2 separate regions of the Mus musculus genome follow, and region 2 is linked to region 1. The links are chromatin loops, found by intact Hi-C in ENCODE. Cell type or tissue: left cerebral cortex. All regions are shown on one strand. Links, peaks and the distances in the headings refer to the core of each region. The heading gives the core; the rest is flanking DNA. Region 1 holds the start of Postn (periostin, osteoblast specific factor). Region 2 overlaps Gm40050 (a long non-coding RNA gene).

What was found. Peaks named below come from ENCODE experiments on the same cell type or tissue, not always from the same donor. Only the 100,000 strongest peaks of a DNase experiment are listed, where the experiment ranks them.
Region 2: a loop joins it to region 1, with 2.7 times the contacts of the local background. A loop is called at or near these places in 8 of 42 quality-filtered maps.

Annotation. Positions count from the first base shown.
Region 1 is chr3:54,356,918-54,365,255 of GRCm38, reverse strand. Postn (periostin, osteoblast specific factor) reads right to left here and starts at 4,149. Exons shown (of 22, transcript NM_001198765.1): 1 at 3,989-4,149; 2 at 2,531-2,629. The coding sequence starts at 4,113. Gm31095 (a long non-coding RNA gene) reads left to right here and starts at 4,185. Exons shown (of 2, transcript XR_375670.3): 1 at 4,185-4,337; 2 at 5,006-5,594. In left cerebral cortex, for the core only: a CTCF peak has its summit at 7,605; DNase peaks (open chromatin) are centred at 4,168 and 7,486.
Region 2 is chr3:54,582,703-54,591,040 of GRCm38, reverse strand. It overlaps Gm40050 (a long non-coding RNA gene), which reads left to right. Exons shown (of 3, transcript XR_867293.1): 3 at 310-490. Among named protein-coding and RNA genes, the nearest start is that of Gm40050, 15 kb to the left of the region's middle. In left cerebral cortex, for the core only: no CTCF peak of the experiment used is centred there; DNase peaks (open chromatin) are centred at 3,273 and 3,536; H3K4me3 peaks cover 634 bases; H3K27ac peaks cover 592 bases.

The sequences.
Region 1 (8,338 bases), core at 289-8,288:
AAGGATGACCCTGAACCCCTGATTCTCTATGGTGAAAGCCATCAGAGTGGATTTATGTGGTGTTGGGGATCAAACCCAGGGCTCTGTGCATTTGGGGAAAGCAGTCAACCAAGTAAGCTCTATTTATAACTAAGATACAGAGTTACTTTTAAAAATTATCATCATTTATTATTCATTAATTTATCAATTATTGTTATTAATTTAACTGTTCTATACAAATTTAAACTTTCCTATTTTGTTTTAGCTTCTTTTTTTGTAATGTCAAAGAGTTGTCTCAACTGAAACAAGGGAACTGCGTGTGACCCCAATGCAAATCTTCATTTGCCCCCCTTGTGACAATTATACTTCTTTGTAGAAATTAATTGAATGTTCTTGTGAATTTGATTTAAGCACATTGTAAACAATAAACATAAGATATGTCTATAGGAAGAGACCTGAAGATCAATAAGATGAGAACAGGACACTGTGTTTATGAGACAAATGTCTACACCAAACATTAATACAATCTGATAATCAGCTCTGAAGCAGAAAAAGTCATGCTGGGGAAGGGGCGAGCTTGCAGAACAGTGGCCTGGGACCTCAGCTGAGAAGTGGACAATGTGTTTATCTGAGGGGATGTTTCAAATACAACAAAAACGTTTAGGTTTTGTTCACAGAAAGCACATATGCTACACACAAATCCATTTTTCTATATGGCCAGGAAGTCACATAAAGCAAGAAAAAAGCATAATAATTGCTCTGCACAGCTTGGAGGTGGGGAATTTGCCCTCACTATCTGAGTAGTAACAAAAATGTCACAGAAAGCCAACTGAACATGTCACTTGCACCAACAGGGAGCCTGTGGAATGCTTTATGGAAGGGATTCTACATTACTATAAACAGTGCCTTAAACCTAAGCCTAGGGATGCTGATGCCTTCTTGAGACCTGGCCTGTTTCTTTCTAGTAAATTCCCAATGTCGCTGATTAACCAGAAGACAACTTAAAAAGCTGCATGACACAGAAGATGCTGGCAAGGACGTGTCAGGAAGGGAGTGGAGGGCAAGCCAGGCTTCCTCCCTGTCCATTCCATTGGTTTCTTTGCTTAGTTGAGGTTAGCATTTGTATTTGTCTCAGTGAAGAGATGTAAATGTGATTTTGAAATGGAAGCAACTGGAGGAAATTTTGCCAAGGGTACATTGTTAAAGTTTTGGTAAAATGTCTGGCTACCAGCACAACTTTTGGTTAATGGAAAACAAGAGACTCGACTTTGGTTGTGTGACAACTTTGGCATCTCTAATATAGTTACATTGTGAAAATAAGATGACTTTAACTTCCAGAAAGAACATGAAAATACTTTCCTTAAACACTCAACATAGGAAGATCACTGACTTCCCAAGCTTAAATAGTTCTGCATTGAGTGTTTGTCCCAATGGCACGAGGATAGAAATTGTCTTTCTATGTATGTATGTATGTATGTATGTATGTATGTATGTATGTATGTATTTAAAGGTTTCTCACTTTGGAGCTCAAGGTATCCTAGAGGTTGTAGAGGTTGGGGCAGTCTTCTTGCCTCAGCCTCTTTAGAGGGTACATGAAGTTCACCATGGTATCTTAAGTACATATTCAGATCCTCCAGTCCTCAAGGCTACCTCATAGAGGATCAGGTTGATGGCAGCAAGGGGCCCTTCCATTATTTTCAACACTGGGATGACATGAGCTATCCTACCTTTGAGACAGCACCCTCTTTGTAAAATGATAAATTGGGCAAGTGATTAACTTTTATAGACCTAGTGTTCTTATTTTTCTTACCAATAGCTATAGTGAAATAAATCAACAAACATGTCTACTACATCGTCAATCATGTTTTCCATCTCTAAGTTGATCAGTGAAATATACAGCAGAACCATGGGAGAATCATCCTTTTAGCTACAGGAATATTCGACCAAGTGATGGGCTTCACTGTCACTGTAATGGTTTCCTGGGGATCAGGCAGCCTGTGGAAAGTGCAACATCTTTCTCACTTTGTGCTTAGTGAAAATTCAGGGGTGAAGTGGAATCTTTATCATGATGTCTAAATGACTGGAGAAACATCTATTTGGGCTTTTACAATTTGACATTTCATATCAATTTGTTCTCCTTGATTCTGAGTGTGTGTGTGTGTGTGTGTGTGTGTGTGTGTGTGTGTGTGTGTGTATAGATATAAGACAAGCAAATGAAACACAGAGTGTATTAGGATCTCTTAAGACAGAAGAGGACAAAACAACAAAGAGTGTACAATGAGTAGAGACCACATTTTTTTTTTTTCACATAGATTCAGGACATATCACATGGTCACAGGGCCTGCTTTGGCCTCTTCAGCTTATGCACTTAGAGAGAAATCTACTCTTATAACAGTGGTGTTGAGAGGGAGCTTCTCTGCCTGTGCATGTGCCTTGCTTTAAAAACACATGAGTTTGGACAGTATCTTCAACTGGGGTGTGTGCCCAAGAAGAGGCAAATACCATCCTGTAGGCTCTTCAAACTTTCAATAAAGAAAAGGGTGAGACTCACGTTTTCTTCCCGCAGATAGCACCTTGATACCAGTTCTTACAGGAGCTGAAGTATTTCTTTTTGGTGCCCAGAATTTGCTGGAGGGCACAGACGTTTGGGCTGGAGATAGAGAGGGAGGAGGGCGAGGAAAAAAAGAGTTAATTGCTATGGCACCTGCCTCTTCCCAATTACAGGTCAGGTGACTGAAAGAAATGTTTGGGTGAAGTCCTGACATTCCAAGATGAGATCTCAACTTTGTATAAAGCTAACTCCTGTCCCAGTTCTATTGAGCTGCTGGCAAAAGCAGAAGTCTAAGAAAGATAGGAAGAGGAGGGAGAAGAGGAAAAAGGGAGGGGTATAGGAGGGAGGAGAGGATGTAGGGAGGGGAGGGGTGAGGAGAAGGGAAAAGGGAAGGGGGAGGAAGGGGAAGGCAGGGAAGACCACTGTATACTTGAGACTTATACCAGTATTTCAAAAAGTTAACCTGGCAGGGATATTTTAACAGAATTAGACTTAACAGAGTTTAGATTTATGTACAAACTACTGTTAATAGAGAAAAATTCCATTATTTTAAAACTAAGCATTTATTCATTTGGGAGATGGGTAGCTTCAGGATTTTTCTCGACAGCAGGAGACTGATGGTAAAGGACACAGGTTTTACTTCACACTCTGCTGTGTGACTCCCTAGGTGCTTACAGAAGTAGATTGGTGTTAAAAGTAACTTTTGAACAATGCCTTTACACAAATGAAATTTGTTTCTTTAAAGAGAACAAGTAAGAGTATCCTTCTCTATTGCAATTTTAAGCTTGCTTTCTCTTAAAGGGATGGAAATTCTACTCCACTGCTAAGCAGACTGCTCTGAGAACTCAGAAAAATGAAAATCCCCCTAAGGCTTAGGGAGGAATGCCAAGAGTCTCATGCAAAGTGTGCAGATGTTTGCTTGAGTTACTAAGATGTTTCTAATAACTTTTGAAAATCCTACATTTATCCTAGAAGATTAAAAAAATACTCCAAAAAGCCCAGAGTTAAATTTTCACATACAAAACAAAGGAAATTTGCACTGATATCTTGCAGGACATCTTAAAACCTTTGACATGATACCATTAAAGAGCAGACACTCTGATTTTGAAAACCATATTCTGCAGTAATGGAAAGAAATAAAATGCCAAGTAAACTGAATTAGTAAGGATTACCAAACTGTATTTCGTTAATTACATTAAAATTAACAACCCACATCAATTAAAAATACTTGCTATGTTGATAGCACTTCTTATGAGTTTAAGGCATATATATGTCATAGTAACTGTATATCTATCTACATCTATATATGTATATTTATAGAAGACCCATAATTGTTTCTTTTCCTATTACCTTGCAATAAGTAAAACAGCTCCCCTGTGGTGCATTTACAAGGAACTTCACGCATATTTCTAGAACAAGCTAAGTGAGACATAAAGATAAAACAAGCCAGGGACTTACCCCTGATCCCGACCCCTGATGCGGCTGTGAGCCAGGACCTTGTCATAGTAACTGTTGGCATTTGCAGGGTTAATATCACACAGGAACAGCAGCAGCAGAGCATATAAGGGCAGGAGAGGAACCATCTTCAGCCCTGAGCTCCGTCCAGGAAGAGATCTGGCCTGTGCTCTGGAGAGCTGAGTTTATATAGCTCTGGGCTGTGGGAGGGAGCAAGGCTGTGGGAGGGGGCGCTGGGCCAACCTGAAGCTTGCGATGGCCTTACAGAAGCACCAGCAGCCCTGGGCTGTCCCTGGAAATCTCCTGGGTTCTGAGCAATCTGAACTCTGTCTCCTATTTGTTTTCAATCATGGTGAGCCCGTTTTTCACTTCTATAGGTTTACATTGCGAAAAGAGCTGATTCTGAGTTTAGGGATCTCTCTGCCTTCTGTCTCTGCCACCACACTCTGTGTCTCTGAGCTCAGTTACTTTCCTGGTTTGATCTGATTGCACTTAAATCACTCCACAGCAGAACACGGAGAAGAGAAATCACAGGGGCATTTAACCCAAATCCTGGATAGATGTACAATGCATTTAAAGTGTGATTTCCACAGCTTATGTGGAAGAGACACATGCCCCTTGAAGTCCTATGAAACTGGGGCCATGTCTTTTCAACTCATAATGAGTATAGAGGGTTAAGTAACAAAGATCTACTTTGGGAGAATTTCTCTAACTTTTGAAATATATCTATCTATCTATCTATCTATCTATCTATCTATCTATCTATCTTTCTCACAATTTTACTTTTTTTTGTTTTCCATTACACACACACTGCATACTCTGATAAGCCCTGGAAACAAGTATTACTAATCCAGAAATAATGTGGCAATTAAATGCATATTAAGAAACAGGGTTGCTGCCAAGAGTATCCTTCTGCTTTCTGTAAGAACAACTGTACTCTCTTGGAGTTGAACCTCAGCATTCTTAGCTGAGGGAAGACACTTTGTTTTTTTGTTTTTTTGTTTTTTGTTTGTTTTTTAGGTCTTCACACATGACCAGATATGAGATGCAGAGAAACCTTTCGATGAAGAAGCTGCGAAGATACGAAGCTTCAGTTGGCAAGGAATGGAAACAGCCATCAGTCTCTGTGAATGCACACATTTTAAAGCATCTCTAGAGAGGGGGGTGTTTTCTGTGCTGTGTTGTGAAGCCCCCCCCCATACCCATTTATGGGTGTCAGTATTGTTTTCCCACTGACAAGGCAAAGACACTGTGGCTGTTTTACAGTTGGAAAAGTTGAAGGGAGGCCACATTAGTCCAGAGAGAATTCCTTATCTGGAGAGATGTGTAAGCTTCCCATGAGAAGTTTCCTTTCAGTGTTAAAATAATCCTGCAACTAACAGCTAATTTATTAAGTACACAGCCAAACAACACAGTTTGAAGATGAGTCAGAGGCCTCTGTCACTTCTGAAATTTTGGTATTAAAGGATTGAAAGTGTATAAAACTATCTCTGGAGAACTGGGAGAGAAGCTATCATGGAAAGTAAACTATGTTCCTTCCAGGGCACTTGTGTGATAGAAATCTAATCTCTTATTTATATTTATCTAAATGAAACTATTCTAACTTTAACTGCCTCTTTTTCTTGTTTGCTTTATAAATAGTTTTTGCTACTCTTAGTTTGTACAAATGGTGGGCTGTCCGTAACTGCTCAATGAAAAGGCAGCCGTATCTCATGCACATAAGGTCTATCTGATATCAACCAACTGGCTGTTAGAATGTTTATTGATGAGGTTACTGCAGTATTCTGACAAGCAGCACACATTCACTGTTTGGCACAAGGCAAAGCATACTCTCGTATGACAAAAAGGCACCCTGAAACCCCCTTTTTATAGTGTCCAATAATAGAAATCTGAAATCGTTCCACTCTGAGCATCATGTTTGAGACTTACCAAACTCTCATCAAGTCAACAAATGCCAACCCTTCGAAAATATTTACCAATTAGGATCAGTAATGACATCAGGGAGGTCTTCAAAAAAAAAAAAAAAAAAAAAAAAAAGAGCCGGAGACACACAGATCACCCATAAATCTTGAGAAGAACGAGAGTAGAGATTTTAGGTAAAGATGAAGAAATCAGAGTGCTTGAGAAACAGAGGCCAGGTCAGAAGAGTGATGCTGTATGTTAATTGTTGGAAGAAAGTCCAAAGCTAAAGTCTGGCTCTGAGCCAGTTTGGGGACGGCTGAGAAAAGGAAGGCAGTTTTGAAACTGAGAAGGGAAGCTAGCTGAAGTTGTAGAAGAGACTGGGAAAAAAATCCCCGGAAGGGCACACTCTCTTCCGGGGCTCTCATCAAAAGTCGCTCTCCACACAGGGCCCTTTCTCTTCAGCTCTGTGAAACTATGCTGACACTACTGACCCCTGCAATTTTCCTACCAGTCGGGAAGATGACGGAAATCATGAAAATGAAGTCCGACTTTCCAGGGCTGCAAAGTCTGACCCAGAGATGTAAGTCATTACTGAGAAAGAAATGGTTCATTATGTAGCTGAAGAGAGATAGTGTGTCTGAGAAACAGGGCCGTTTCTCTCTAGCCGCGGCATGCTGATTTATAGGCAGTTCTCTGTTATCTGGCCTCGGGAGACCATGAGGTCATTACACTGCCACGCTTACTCACCACTGTGAAACCAACCTCAAACTCCAGCAGTCCCTGGGACTCCTCGCGGACTCTGCACTCTGTAAGCCTGTGCACACAAACCATAAGCAGGATGCCCTTGGTCTTGATTGTATCACTAATTTTAAAATGCTTCTATATTAACATGCGGTCCATAGGTTGCCATGGCACATGAGCTCAAAAGTTGCTTACATATAGAATAAATAATACATGTAACTCTTATAACCCAGCCAAGCCTTGGAGTCAACCCTGCACCTTCTTAGGAAAAGTGCTTCTCACTACCTCCGCACCCGATCTGTGTCTCCACTAGCTTTCTCTAGTCCTGTAAATGGAAACTCTATGCAAGACTCGGTGATCTTTAGTGTCTTTGACTGAGGCCACTTTAAAAAAAAAAAAAAGATTGTTAGCTTGAAAGAATTTAAATCAAGAATCATGTACTAATTTCCATCTTTAAAATGTTGTGTATACATGAAATAAAATTGAGTATCACCAGCCAGCCTACAGAGGTCAAGAAGGTGAGCTATAGGTTTGGATATTCAGATTGGTAGATTGTAAAGGCTACCTTTATGGAGTGGGGTTTCTGAAGCATTCTTTTCAGTACAATATTTCCATAGCTTTCCACTAGTGTCCCCCAACACAGCCTGTAGTGACACAGGAACGACAACGGAACAATACTCAGGGAAAGGTGGGGTTCTCTGCACACCAGAATAGGAACCATGGTCTCTTGGCTGTTAACTGTGAAAGAAGCAGGGCAGAAGACTTTGGGGCGATGGAGGGTGGAGTGGTGTTTTCTCCCCCTCCTTGGACTCTGCCTTGGAAAGCCTTTTATGCAATGGGTCATTCCCCTATTGAGGAGTCAGCCATGTAAGCTTCACCCTCACTGAACTGAATGCATTTGCGCATTTAAAACAGAATGTATTTTTGTATTGTTGCCTTCTACTTTGTATTTCTCTAGAGACATCTAGTGGAGAAAGTGTGGTATACAAATGTGCTTAGAATCACTGGAAATGTCTGTCACATTTTGATTAAACTGATACATTGAAATTCATAGAAAACAACTTAATTTCAGAATGCCAGCCAAGTAGGAATTAGCAGTCTCTTCCAAGAAGTCTCCCCCAGGCTCATGCAGAAGGGACTAATGTGTGCTCTCAAATCTGGATGAAGAGGGAAAGGTATGGGAATGGTTGGAAATAGATTGCTTCGCTTTCTGAGTCGTTTTTTTTTTTTTCTACACTGGCTGACACATGAAAAGAAAGCATGACTATGTGTGTGCACACACATATGCTGTTACACACGTGTGTGCCTATACATAGAAGCCAAAGACATTGTGTGTCTTCCTCACTGTCCACCTTAGTTTATTCTTTAAGAATTTTGCATCACCCTGAGTGAGGTAACACAATCACAAAAGAACTCAAATAATATGTACTCACTGATAAGTGGATATTAGCCCAGAAACTTAATATAGTGAGATATAAGGTACAATTTGCAAAACACATGAAACTGAAGAATAACGAAGACCAAAGTGTGGACACTTTGTCCCTTCTTAGAATTGGAAACAATCACCCATGGAAGGAGTTACAGAGACAAAGTTTGGAGCTGAGACAAAAGGATGGACCATCAAGAGACTGCCATATCCAGGGATCCATCCCATAATTAGCCTCCAAATGATGACACCATTGCATACACTAGCAAGCATTTGGTGCAAGG
Region 2 (8,338 bases), core at 194-8,193, 230 kb before region 1:
GGTCCCTTTCTGTCATTGATGGTTAGTCCAGCTTCACCTTAGTCTGAGAGAGACAGTGAGTGTGTTCCAAAGTCTTTTATTCTCGAAGATCTTCTTGTGGCTCAGAACACTTTGTCAAGTGTTCAATTTGAACTCCTGAGCTATGTGCAGTATGCTGTTCGATGAATTCGACTCTAGTTATCGACTGATCCAGTTGATTGATGGTGCAGCTGAACTCATTTTTAACTAATGTCTTTGTGTGTGTGTGTAAGCCTTTTAGTGTGTCCTATATTTTTTTCTTGAAAGCGGGATATCCTGCATTGTCCGTAGGTGTGGAGAAATGCAGTGGCAAGGAGTGGTCGGGAAGCCGGAGCTCTCAGGCTGGGAGAAACCGAGGTTCCTGCAGCATCGCTCTCCCTGCCGGCCCCTCGGCTAGGATAAGTCGGCCATCACTGGAAAGAGAGGCCCATTGGACTTGCAAACTTTATATGCCCCAGGACAGGGGAAGGCCAGGGCCAAAAAGTGGGAGTGGGTGGGTAGGGGAGTTGGGTGGGGGGAGTGTATTGGGGACTTTTTGGATAGCATTGGAAATGTAAATGAGGAAAATACCTAATAAAAAAATTAATTCTAAAAACAAAACAAAACAAAACAAAACAAAAACCTTTACAAGTCAGTTTCTCCAGAGCGGACCCGACTGAGAACAGAGCATCTAACAATGATTCCTTTCCCGGAGTTGGAAGCATGGGTGAGTTTTCTCAAATGTCCACTGTAAGGATTAGCTGAAACTCTGAGAAGTAAAGTTGACAGCCGTGTCAGGCCCCACTGTGGCTGGCATTTCCTGAGTTCAGACTCTTCCCGCCGAGCCTGCAGTGAGCCTTGCGTTGGTTACACTTCCGCCTTCCCTGCCAGCCTGCTCTGGGTTCCGGTGGTGGGGCAGTGGCTGGGGACTATGAAGCCACCTGGGTTTTCCAGTTTGTTCAACTTTCAACTTACTGTTAGAGAATAGAAAGTGTCTCGCATGCCCAGGCAGAAAACTGAAGTCTGTTTTCTAAATTTCAAACTTTAGTTTTTTTAGTTTTTCTTTTTAAAACTTTTTTTTTTTTATTAGCTATTTTCTTTATTTATATTTCAAACGTTATCCCATTTCCTGGTTTCTGCTCTGAAAAACCCCTATTCCCTCCCCCTGCTCACCAACTCACCCACTCCCACTTCCTGGCCCTGGCAGTCCCCTATACTGGGCATAGAGCCGTCACAGGACCAAGGGCCTCTCCTCCCATTGATGTCCATCTAGGCCATCCTCTGCTACATATGCAGCTGGAGCCATGAGTCCCACCATGTCTACTCTTTGGTTGGTGGTTTAGTCCCTGGAAACTCTGGGGATACTGGTTGGTTGATATTGTTGTTCCTCCTATGGGGTTACAAACCCCTTCAGCTCCTTGGGTCCTTTCTCTAGCTCCTTCATTGTGGACCCTGTGCTCAGTCCAATAGTAGGCTCCGAGGATCCACCTCTGTATTTGTCAGGCACTGTCAGAGATTCTCAGAAGACAGCTATATAGACCTTTTGTGAAAAACATTTGTTCTCCTGGGTCACAAGTCTCAAGGTCTGTCTGAGATGCAGAGGGAGTTCAGAGCCGTCCTGGTTAACCTGGTGAAGCCTTAATCAAAGAGTAAAAATAATAAATAAGTAAACAAATAATCAGAAAGTAGGAAATAAGTAGGGGATGGGTAGAACACTTATCTAGCACGATTGAGGCCAGGTATTCCATCCCCAGTGCAGGAAAAATAATAGAAGTAGGGGCTGGAGAGATGGCTCAGTGGTTAAGAGGACTGCCTGCTTTTGCAGAAGACCTGGTGCCCACAACCTCCTGTGCTCCAGGTTAGGGGATTCAACTCCATATTCTGGCTTCCATAGGTACCTGCCTTCACATGGCATTCACACACACACACACACACTCACACACTCACACACACTCACACACTCACACACATGCACTCAGACACACACACACGCACACACACACACTCACACAATCACACACACACACACACACACACACACACAGAGGAAAATAAGATTTAAGTTGAAGAAAAGAAAGGTTTACTTCTCACTGATCTTTTTGGATTTGGTTTTGTTGTGTATCGAAACAAAGTCACACTCCCCATGTATCCCAGAAAGGCCTTCAACTCACAGCCCTCCTGCCTCAGACTCCCTCAGCTGCAGCCATAGGTGGGGGCTGCTGTGCCTAGCTTGTTACGGTTCTGAAGGCTCCAGAGTCCAAGAGCAAGTCATCACCAAACTAGACTGTGGTGGGGGCTCACTCTGCTTTATAATAGTGCTTTGTCGATGCACCCTTACATGGTGGAATGGAGAAGCAATCTCTTCAATCAATAAGGGTACCAGTTCCACCCAGGAGAGCAAAGTTCTGGGGGCACTTAAACCACAGGCTTGCAAATACCACACAGCACCATTTATCATTGCTGTTCCTATCTCACACCGGTTCCCTCAGGCATCTGAACATACCTGATGCTCTAGGAAGGAAACCGGCATTGTCATCATGTCATGGCTGTTCATACCACCTGACACACCGCCAAAGACTTCATGCTTCAGTGGTCTGAGGTAGAAAACACACAGAGAAGCAGCCTGGGATTTGAACGTAGCAGCCCTGAGAGCAGCTGACTGCCAGCTGTGTCACATCGGGGAAGCATTTAAACTCATTTGCATGGTGGACTTATTAGTTACAAGTCTGTCACAGGGCTGTCATTTCAAAAAAGATGAAAAACATATTTATACTACAGCAACTCTAGCTTTTTTTTGTTGTTGTTGTTGTTATTTATCATTATTCCTAAGACAAGAGTCTGGTTCTTAAGGATTTTTCTACTACTAACAGAAAACAGACCCAAAGATAGAAGGGGGTGGGGGGCGGTTATTGGTTCCCCTGACTCAAAATTGAGGAGTGTCTGCTGCAGGAACGGTTTGATCAGGAGGACGAATTGTCCTCAGGTCCTGCTGTCTGTCTTTTCAGACATGTCTTTGCCTACATGTGGCTTCGTCTTACCTTCACATGACATCAGTAGCATGGTCAGACGCTGTAGACAACAGGCACCTCTACTAACAGGAACTCATTTCTTTCTGGACATTTCTGTGCAAACCACAGGATTCACCCTAATTGGACCTAGTTAGATGGCATGCTCATTTCTAAAACGAACTGGTTAGGATGACTGACTCAAATCTGAGTCACAGAAGCCTTCTCCAGAGCCTGGTGGCATAGGAGCGTGGGACTTATAACCAAGAGGAGGGCAGCAGGCACTGGGATAGAGAAGGCATTATACTGAGAGGTTTGATGCTTCTGAGATGACGCCATTTTCTTCCGAGAATGCTGGACTCGGGAGAGAAAGCGTTCATAGAAGGGACTGCCTATTTGCTTTAAAGTCATCTTCCCCTTCCCCTTGTTTGTCTGAATCCCGTAATTATAATATGCGCTACATCTTTCCTTTCCTTCTGGCAGATGGTTGTTCCCCATCTGTTTTGAATCGAGTGATGTATAGGAAAGCCACATTTTCCTAGGGAGGAGCCTGGCGAGCCGAGCCGCTCACTGGGTCTGCTTAGCACATTCTTCGTCTTAGCTTTAGGGCAAGATTTATACAGGGCACCGGCCAGCGTTTGCCCTGAAACGCTGCAGATGATTTAAGGTTTCACTGCACTTAAGCACTTTCCACAGCTAAAACCAAATGTTACATTCGCAAAGCTCTTCTGAGGCAGATAGTTAGCGTTTTTTTTTTTTTTTTTTTTTTTTTTTTTTTTTTTAAACAGGCGTAGCATGAGCGAGTTTGTATTTTTCTTAATCTAATTTCATGTACATTTGCTTATTTTAATAGTAATGCTGGATGTAGCAAATTGAAACTGAAATAATATTTATTTTCTAAATCCTATTTAAAAAAAAACCAATCACAGGTAACTACTTGTACTTTTTAAGTATCCGTTTCACAGAGGTGGTGGTGGTGGGGAACCAATTCACTTTTTAAAGAACGTCCTCTCACATAGTGCAAAACATCAAGTCACTTCAAATCTAGAGCTCTTCTTTTGAAGGAGGCAGATCATTCGAGACAGCTGTAGTCAGAATGCAGAGGACAGCTGACCCTGGGGTGCCCAGCTCCAACACAGCCTCTACAAGTAAGGCTCAGGGAGCATGGGAGAAGAGAGGGTCTACAGATAGTAAGAGTCCAATGATCAAGATACCTGATGTGAGATTGTTTTTTATATGAGACAATGAACTGCACCCACGGAACTGCACCAATACGATCTCCTAACGGAGACCTGTGCAAAGACAACTTGTTGACTTGCCGAGGTGGGTAGGGGAATCTCATATGGCCCCATCTCTAGACTGAGAGCTGCAGGCAGGGAACGGTGGATGTAATGGGAAGAATCAGTCTTCTTCAGGGACAAGGCCCCTGAGAGATTTCCCAGTTCCACACGGTCAGCCCTGAGCACGTGTGCATGTGCACATACGAGCAACAGCAAACAGACCCAGCCGGTTAAATGTATACGTCTGTCTGTGTGTAAGTAAAAATAATTAAAGAGCAAGAGGTCGTGATTTTAAGAGGGAACAGAGAGACATGGGAGAAGTTGTAGGTGGGAAAGGGAGCCATTAGAAAGGATAGAAATACTCATATATAATATTCTCAAAAAAGTGTTGGGCTGGTGAGATGGCTCAGCAGGTAAGAGCACTGACTGTTCTAAAGATCCAGAGTTCAAATCCCAGCAACCACATGTTGGCTCACAACCGTTCATAATGAGATCTGACGCCCTCTTCTGGTATGGCTGAAGTCAGCTACAGTGTACTTATGTATAATAATAAATAAATCTTTAAAAAAAAGTTTGGCATTTTAGATTAAAATATGATTGTTAAGAAGAGTGACGTTTAGAAAGAAGCCGGGCAGTCTGCAAAACTATAGTTATGATCAACTTGAAAGCAATGGGGTGACACACCCACCTAGGATAGCACGTCTCTACTGGGGCTCGCAGAAAGCAACACAAGGCTTTCAGATCTTGTAGTCTCCCCTCCCCCAGCCTGAAACCTGCTTGCTCAGGGGTGGAGCTTCCCGCTCAAACTTTTTGCCACGCCCACTGCTGGAACCTGTCGCTTTGCTGTTCCGAAGCCATCACGTGATCACCCTGCTACTGGACTCCAAGATTATTTGGTGGGAATTGGGCCCCTCCCCCTTCCTTTATAACTGAGTGCCGAAATAGTAAAAATTGAACCTTGAGCAGAGAGCTTTGTCTTGGTTCCTTCCTTATCTCGCGCAGCCCAGCCCCTCTTCTCTTCCAGGTTTCCAAAATGCCTTTCCAGGCTAGAACCCATGTTGTGATCTACTGGCCAGACACAACAAGATCTGATTTTGTTTTGTTTTATGCTTGCTTGCTGCTTTTTCGTTTGACTGTGTTGTCCCAGGAATAAGTGCTGTTCTGGTATCATTAAAGATCTGCGAGTGAATGCAGAAATCAACACCCCAGCTGACTGATAGAAGCTATTTTTCCTTTTTCATAGGTCTTTCCCTTTTTCTGTTACTGCTTGGTCGCCATCAATAAGTTTTCCCATCAGGACCAGAAGTTAATAAAAAGGTGGGTTTGGTTTGCCTTCAGTAACTGATGCCTGCCGAGATTGGGGCAAGGAAGAGAGTCACTGCCCAGGTATCTGGCCTATTAGACACTCAGTGACATCAGCAGGGAGCAGCGGTCCCCTTCTACAATCTGTCACATGTGCTGACAAAATGAAGAAGAAACTGGGAAGTTCTGTTGAATCTCCCACATACAACCGTGATGCGCAAGGTCTCGGTGCTGTGTGGTGCCTTTGTCTACTAGATAACAACTGCTTTGCTTTAAGCCCGGCTTCAACTTTTAAGATTTTCCCTGAAAATTTTTCTCACCTCATATGGATTTCAACTCTCAAGCCCGTGTTTAGGATTAAAGGTGTTACATGTTCAGTGTTTAGAAGGATGCTGGCAGATACCCGGTACTTTGTGAGTCTTTATCATAATTACAGAACAGAGTGAACCCCAGCAAGGAAGAATCGAGACTTAGGATTTTTATCATAGCTCTTTGTCCAGCCAAGCCTGTGACTCTACCTGGGCCACAATTCTTCCCATTTTATATTTAGTGCAGTGACAGCTCCAACATCACAAGAGTGTTTTTGCATTTAAATGAGATAATATAGGCAAGGCACTGAGAGCAGCACCCACACAGAATTGCTGCAGAAATGCATCATGGTTCTTATAGTCAGCATCTGGGTCCCATTCCAATCCTCCAGAGCATGTAGATGTCATTAACTTACTCTGTTTTCATTGCTTCTAAAAGAGACGCCCTTGTGGACAACTGGGTTTTACCTTCAAACTAGCTATGCTTTGTTTTTTATATCATTATCCACTATTATGGTCAATGGTTAAACACACCTAACCTCCAACGTCGTGAATGCAAGTGAGCGTACATGTTCTGAGTGTGAGAGGAGATTGGAGAATGCATACCGAAGGACTTTTATGGTTTGACTTGGGTCTTGCCCTCTTGCAGGAGTGGTACCCAGAGACAGCCACCAGTGTTTGCAGAGTTGGCACCACAGGGCCCCGACTTCTGCCATCCCTAGGCTGTGCAGCTGGTGCAAAAGGACCAGAGAGAAAATACTACTTTAGAAATGGTGGGAATGGCTGCTGTGCCTCACGCCGAGCTCCTGAGGACAGCACACGTGGCTCACTGAACACTGTCAGCAGCTTATTTTCTCTGATGGTTGTTGGAGCATCGATATCGAGAAAATGACTTCCTTAGTGGAGAGATGTTGGAGAAAACTAAACTCAAACTGCAAAGTGGAGGTGGGATGAAAAGTTCTGAAATAACATAATGGAAGGACAGCAAGATGGAACCCAGGGTATGATCCAGTCCAATTGTTCACCAACACGGCTTTATAATCTTCAACAGATTGCTACCCTGGGACGGGCTGTGTCACACTATAGCTACCGATCACCCTAGTTTTCATCTCAACCTTCCAGACAACACACACCACAGCCCTGTTGTGTAGGAGAATAACTTTCACCTCAGAAAAAATGTCCTACAAAAACCACTGGGATATCTTTTCATCGGCCAGGAAGAGAGATCAGATGGAAACCCCAATTTATCAGATCTGTGTGGAGCGATGGAAACAGCAACTATGTAGACAGACATGACACATCCTATTGAGAAATTTTCCTTTAAAATTCTCTTTTAAAGCTCATGTGTATCTGAAACAATAGTTATACCATGATATTTCATAAATAATATGGACATAGCAGGCCAAAGAAAGGGAAAGGAGAAGGGGAGAGCTAAAGAGCTGTGTACTTTCATCTATCTTTCTCTCTCTCTCTCTCTCTCTCTCTCTCTCTCATCTTTCAATCTACCAACTTATCTATCCTCATCATCACCATTATCTATCATCTATTTTCATCATCTATAATTTATCTATCATCAATAACCTATCTGTCTGTCTGTCTGTCTGTCTCTACTTAACATATATCTAGCATCAAATACCTAGCTACCTACAAAATGAGGCACTAGATTAAAAACTACTGAATGAAAAATGCCATGAGATATATAGTAAACAAATGGAAACTTTTAAGCATAAGTTCAGATATGCTGATAATGTGTGTTTATATTAAGTGTGAATGGACACCATTTGAAAGACAGATATTGCCAGACTGGATAAAATACACAACAACAAAAGGCTGTGCGTTAAGAACCACAGTGATTCAGAGATACGGGTGTGAGTTTCTACATGCAGCTGCCCTGCTGTGATCTGAAAACATTGTTCCTTCACACCTGTCTACCTCCCCCTGAAAGCATTGTGCCTTCACACTTGTCCATCTCCCCTGGCTCTTGCACTTTTCCTTTCAGTCCTAAACCTGGGGAGGAGGGTGTGTGACACTCTGCACTGTGCTTACACCACGAATCTTCACTTATCTTTATAAATTCTACATTTTTCCAGTTGATTCCATGCAACTACGGCGACTTTGCTATCTACATTGCTAAAGCAAATGGAAATTTGACCTTGGAGAGCATCTCTCAACTTAAACTTAAAATCAACCTTTAAAAACACACTTCTCCTGAAGATATGATAGCGTTGCTCTGAGCTATTTAACACCAAAGCCGTACCCGCTGGCTGAGACGTTCCTTAAGACAATACTAAATCTTCTGATAGACTGAGACCCCATCAAAGCAATTGGAATGTCACACACAGCTCTCTCTTATTAGGTTTCCTCTGTCACCAAGGACATATCTTTACATAGGCCATGACCACACATACTCCACTGTGCCCTCTAAGGGGCTTCTGCATCCATGCTC